Linked DNA regions of Mus musculus: region 1 is linked to region 2. Evidence: chromatin contacts called from ENCODE Hi-C or POLR2A ChIA-PET data. All regions are on one chromosome and are shown on one strand. Each heading gives the region's core, a stretch centred on a gene start or an enhancer-like site at or near the end of the contact. The rest is flanking DNA. Distances are from core to core; before and after follow the strand shown. Region 1 overlaps Gm31718 (a long non-coding RNA gene). Region 2 has its middle 11 kb from the start of Gm39286.

The links. Hi-C counts contacts between places; a loop is a spot of excess contacts on that map. ChIA-PET counts read pairs that join two places held with the same protein, here RNA polymerase II (POLR2A).
Region 1: a loop to region 2 is called in a map of T-helper 17 cell, with 2.1 times the contacts of the local background. The contact joins two enhancer-like sites. A Hi-C loop is called at or near these places in 1 of 37 maps with a recorded cell type or tissue (T-helper 17 cell). POLR2A ChIA-PET finds 5 or more read pairs at or near these places in 2 of 5 experiments (Patski and embryonic stem cell).

The regions. Positions count from the first base shown.
Region 1 is chr8:126,894,051-126,896,888 of GRCm38, reverse strand. All of the region lies in intron 1 of Gm31718 (a long non-coding RNA gene), which reads left to right. Among named protein-coding and RNA genes, the nearest start is that of Gm31718, 13 kb to the left of the region's middle. Within about 2 kb of position 1,553, at least 1 of the 3 ENCODE cell types and tissues checked has a DNase peak (open chromatin) inside an H3K27ac peak, as active enhancers do.
Region 2 is chr8:126,581,378-126,584,077 of GRCm38, reverse strand. No RefSeq gene overlaps it. Among named protein-coding and RNA genes, the nearest start is that of Gm39286, 11 kb to the right of the region's middle. Within about 2 kb of position 1,402, at least 1 of the 3 ENCODE cell types and tissues checked has a DNase peak (open chromatin) inside an H3K27ac peak, as active enhancers do.

The sequences.
Region 1 (2,838 bases), core at 304-2,803, 310 kb before region 2:
GGAAGGATTGGAGGGAAGAAAGGGAAGGGAGAGATATAATTATAATCTCAAAATGTTTTAAAAGGTTTTATCTAGCCAAAACAAATCAGGGGCCTTCAAACATAACTTTATAATTTCTAGTTTCAGCCTCATTTTGTGTATTTTGTGCATGAATGTGGTGACCCCAAAAGCTCATGTGTTAGGTATTGGTCCCCAGCTGGTGGTGATAGTCTGAGTTATTGTGAAACCTTTGGTGTTGTGATTTAACTAGTACAAGTGTCATCATTGGAGGCAGGCCTCCAAGGTGATTTCCACCTCTGGTTCCAGGTGGGTCTGTCTGCTTCTCGATCCTCTAAGATGTGAACAAACCATGGCACAAGCTGCCACCGCCACAGATGGAGCTTCCCCCACCACATGCCTTCCTGACAATCATAGACCGTACGCCCTGAACCTGTGAGCCAAAGTAAAATCTTCCCTTAAGTTGCCTCTTCCAAGTGTGGCACATCTTCCAAGTGTTGCCTCTTATCACATCAACATGATGAATGTATACGCTCTTGCCATGTAGGCAGGCTGGTCTTCAACTGGAGATCCTCTTGGTCCAGCATGTCAAATGTTGAGTGTTGTGATTACAGGCAACATGTGTCTGGATTAGTTCCTGACATTCTTTTAAAAAGATTTATCTTTGTGTGTGTGCATGCACGTGTGTGTGTGAACGTGTGTGTGCCATGTGTTTGAATGTATGTATGCCGTGGACATATGCCACAGACATATGCCACGTGTATGAATGTATGTGTATTCCATATGTATGAATGTGAGTATGTATATATGCCGTATGTGTGTGAGTGTTTTTGTGTACATGTGTATATGCCGTGTGTGTCTATCTGTATGTGTGTATGTGTGCACCATGTGTGGGTGAGTGTGTGTTTGTGTGTGTAGTTTTCACATGTATGTCATGTTTGTGAATTTCCAGAAGAGCCCAGAAGAGGTCTTTGGAACTTATGGAGGTGGCATAACAGGTGGCTGTGAGCCTCCCAGTGCATAGAAATCAAACTTTGTCCTTGGAAAAGCAGCAAGCCCTCTTAGCCACTGATCCATCTCTCTCTAGTCCATCTGGCATTTTCAAGAACAACCAGCTAAGCCCTTGAGACTTGATGATACCAGTTCTATCAGCCATGCCAGGGTCCTCAGTCGAAATCACTGCTACTTTGTCTGGTGGAATCAACCAGTGGCAACAGCCAGCCCACTGATTCAGAGCTCCAGGTTCAGCCCCTGCCAACTCTGACCTTTTACCTCTTTTGATCTCACCACAGGCCGGATCATCCCTTTCTCGTAACAATAGCAAAAATACCAAAAGTCTTCACACAACTGTCTCCTCCATTTCTGTTTCAGGGTCTCCCTTCCTGTCCCATCTCACCCACTTCCTATCGCCATGTGGGTTACCCCTCCTCTACAGCTAGGCTGACTCGAGGCTCGTCCTCACGTGCACAGCTTCCTTCCAGAGATCTCCTAGAATTCCTGGCTCAGATGCTTGCTGCTGGTGCACACACAGATGCTGCCACTTAGCAGAATTTCCTCATCACTCAGATTGGCAAATGGAAAATGTGACTCTCAAGGATTACACACAGCTGAGACTGGGACCCAGGCAGCAGGGAAGAGGGGGGTTTCTCACTCACCCACACGCTCTTGGTGAGGAGCCATCTCCCATGTGCTCTAGGACAGCATCACCATGTGCTCACGGAGACATCTCTCTGACTGGCTGATTGATTGCTAAAATACTTGGCTCTCGAGCAAGGGTGTTTTCACTCTGCCTGGCAAATTCTCTGTATTCTTCTTAGTCCTCTGGAGCTCAGATGAAGGGGAAGCTCTGATATTACCAGAGAGCTTTCAATGGAGTGAGAAGAAGGGATGTGTCTGTGTGCAGAGGAAGAAGGTGCTAAAAGCAGGAACAGGGGAGGGCAGCTTTTCTTTTTATCTGAAACAGAGATAGGTATACTCTTACCCACCTGCCATAGCTGGCCTGAAGCCAGCTGTCTTTATATTTAAAGTTTTTCTAGAGCTTGTTTGTGGGTTGTCAATGGCTGCTTTTGTGTTGTACTGAGAGTTGAGTAGGAACTAGAGAAACAGTGTGGCCTGTCAAATCTAAAATCTTTACTATCTTTTCAGAAAATGTTTTCTGAGAGCTGCAGAGATGGCTTAGCAATGAAGAGCAATTGCTGCTCTCCCAGAGGACCCGAGTTTGATGCTAAGTACCCACATGGCAGCTCACAACTGTCTTTAACTCAAGTTCTAGGGGACTAAATGCTCCTCTGGCTTCCAAGGGCATCAGACATACACATAATTGTGTGTGTGTGTGTGTGTGTGTGTGTGTGTGTAGGCAAATAACCCATATACATGAACACACACACACTCCTTTAGAAAAAGGAAAAAGTTGTCTGTCCTAGGCTCTTTAGTGGTCCCCAGAGTAGACCTTATTATCATCGTTGAACATGGGGAGCTGGCACTTTAAGGAGGGAAGACGGCAGTGCTTGTCCAGGTTCACTACCCTAAGTGTTTGGGGTGAAACTTAAGCTATTGATTGAGAAAATACATCAGCACTTGACCAAATGCCATCAGGATAAATTCACACACACACACACACACACACACACACATACACACACACACACTCATCATGGAGCAAATCCATGTGTCCAGCTCCACCTTCCCAGGGTCCCACAACCCAGCAACTTGAAGGCCATGTTGGCAAGCTACACAGCTCTGTGTGCCTATATCTTTCTAACTGCTGTTTCTTTCCCATGGGATTCTGCAGTTTCCTTCTTAGTAAGTCCTTCAAGATTAACCTTATTGTCTTTTTCTACT
Region 2 (2,700 bases), core at 153-2,652:
TGTGCTGGGGGAGGGGGGGAGGTTGGGGGAAGGAGGGGGATTTGTGAAGTTTACAGAAGCCTCCGGACAAAAGCTGCCCAAATGTCACTCCGTTTTTGGAAACCATCATTCCGGGGGTGAGGGTGGGGGTGGGGGGCGAGGGGGGTTAGGGCTGTAGCTATAATAAGCCAAATGTTTCATGCTGATGCTGTAAACATACGTGTCAAAAGGACGTCCGTGTGAGCAGAGAGCATACCCATGCTGGACCATGTTCAAAGTGCAATTGGGAAGCAATCCTCAGGACACAGTCCACGCGGGAGCTCCCAAGTCTGATCAGGCGCTCGATCAGCTGGCTGTCCAGTCGGGCATAAATAATGTAGAAACAATTTAAGGCCAGAGAGCGCGTTTAAGGTGCTACCCAGTTAACTTCACATTTTTCTGAATTATTCAGTTTAACGCTCTGCAGTACTGGGGTGGGGGTTGGGGGGAGAGAGAAACAAAAATAAGCTCCGTGTTATTTTATTTATTTATTTTTTTTTAATTCTCTGTCGAGTGTGGTGGCTAATGCCTGGAATCCCAGCACTGTGGAGGCAGAAGGGTCTTAAGTTCAAGACCAACCTGCCCTACATAGCGCATTCCTGTCTCAGAAGGAATACAGTGTGTGTGTGTGTGTGTGTTTGTGTGTGTGTGTGTGTGTGTGTGTGTGTGTGTGTGTGTGTGTGATGACATTTCTCTCTCAGCAGTCTTGGAGCAGATTGTGCCTATCCTGGGGAGATAGGGACCTCCCTCATTCAGGCCTTAGTGACAGCTTGCCATTGCTTCAACAGCGATTGCAGCACATGGATGGGACACTGAAGAGGTTTGTGTGTCTAGAATCCTACTCACAACCTGCCTGGAGACTTGGCTCGCACCTTGAGAGGCAATTGTGATGGAAATCAAAGGCACACTGAGCACACAAGGCTTCCTGGTTCAAACTTCTGAGAGAAAGTTCCTGTTCTTTCCCTGTGGCTGTGTGTCTACAGCCAGAGGCTGTTCTCATGGAGACACAAGAGAGTTCTGTGCTGAGACCTGAAGTTTTAAGTTCCATTAGGAACGCACCTCTCTGCCTATGCTTCACACAGCAGTTGCCACACACAGGGCTGGGGAATCTTCCTAGACTATGAGCATCTCATGGCATCATGTACACTTAGTTGTCTTAATGATTAAAACAACAAAACAACGAGTATTCACCCCATAGAGGAGCTAAGAATCAGGCAGTCTCTGTGACAGGGTTCTGATCTGAAAAGGCACTAGGTGTGTGGCAACAGGGTGCTTGCTGGGTTACACCAAATAAATATTTTCCGTTATTATGTGAACGTGGGTAACAAGGAGTCCCTCTGAAACACTGGAGAGCAGGGCGCCCCCTGCTGTGCTCACTCCTGGAGAGCAGGGTTCTACAGGGCACCTCCTGCTGGGGACCAAAGGCTGATTTTCATTGGGTATCAATACTCTACCCTGTGCAGGCTTTCTTATTTCATCAGTGACCTTAGAGAATAAATGGCGCCATTGGAAATAAAATAAAAATACGATCTGCAAATAGAAGAGGTGAATACTTTCTAAAAATAATCCGTTCAGAGGTATTCATGGACAGTCTCTTGAGCATATCATTAGGCCCACAAAGCAGCTTGACATTGACCCACCTGTGACTTTGGAAGCAAGGACTGCATTTGTGTGGTTGTGGGGGGTGGAGGATTTTAAATATATTTTCTAAAAGCATTAACAAAAAAAAATAAATGGAGGGGGCAGGAATTAAAGAACTCCTTCATTAGGTTAACTTCAATGGAGATGTTCTATGTGTAAAATTTCATTTTATTTTCTGATGAACCATATATCTGTGCCCTAGAGCCAGTGGATCCAAAAAAATAAAAATAAATAAATAATAAATAAAAAGTAAAAGCCATGGAAGCCATGAAGAGTTGGTCAACCACAACTTTGTAGCTTGAGAAGGAACTTAGTCAAGGGGTGAGCAGCAAACCAAGCCATCCAGTTAGCCCCAGGGGGTTTCTCTTGTGGTGTCTGCTGAGGTTGTGGACCATTGGGGTGAGGTTGGGACTCTCCAAGGCCCAGAGGAATCCCAGACATTGCAGTAGGAAAGAGATGGCACGTGTAAGAATGGTGACTGGAGAGAAAGCTTCCACCAGACCCCCACCTGCCCACTGTGATTCGTGTCTTCACTGATTGGTTTCCCTGGGTTTCCCTGTATGCATGTGCCTCCTGGTAAGGAACGGGGACTGGGAGGCGTGACTCAGTTGTTAAAGTGTTTGCCGTGAAAGTATGAAGACCCAGGTTTGGATCTCAAGAGTGCCCATGCAAAGAGCTGGGTACGCAGTGTAACCTCTGCAAAAAGGCTTGAAACTCTGTACTGAGAGGCAGGCTCATTGGCCAACCATCCTAGCTAATCATTGCACTTCATGTTCGGGGAGAGATCTTGACTCAAAAGTAATGTGGAGAGCAATAGAGGGCACAGAACATTGACCTTTTGATTCCACACACATAGACAGGGACAAGTGAACTTTCGTATACATATGCACACATATACCTATGCACACATATGCACACATATACATACGCACACACATATACTTATGCACACATATACCTATACACACATATACATATACACACATATACATATGCACACATATATGCGTACCCATGTTTTACACACACACACACACAAAG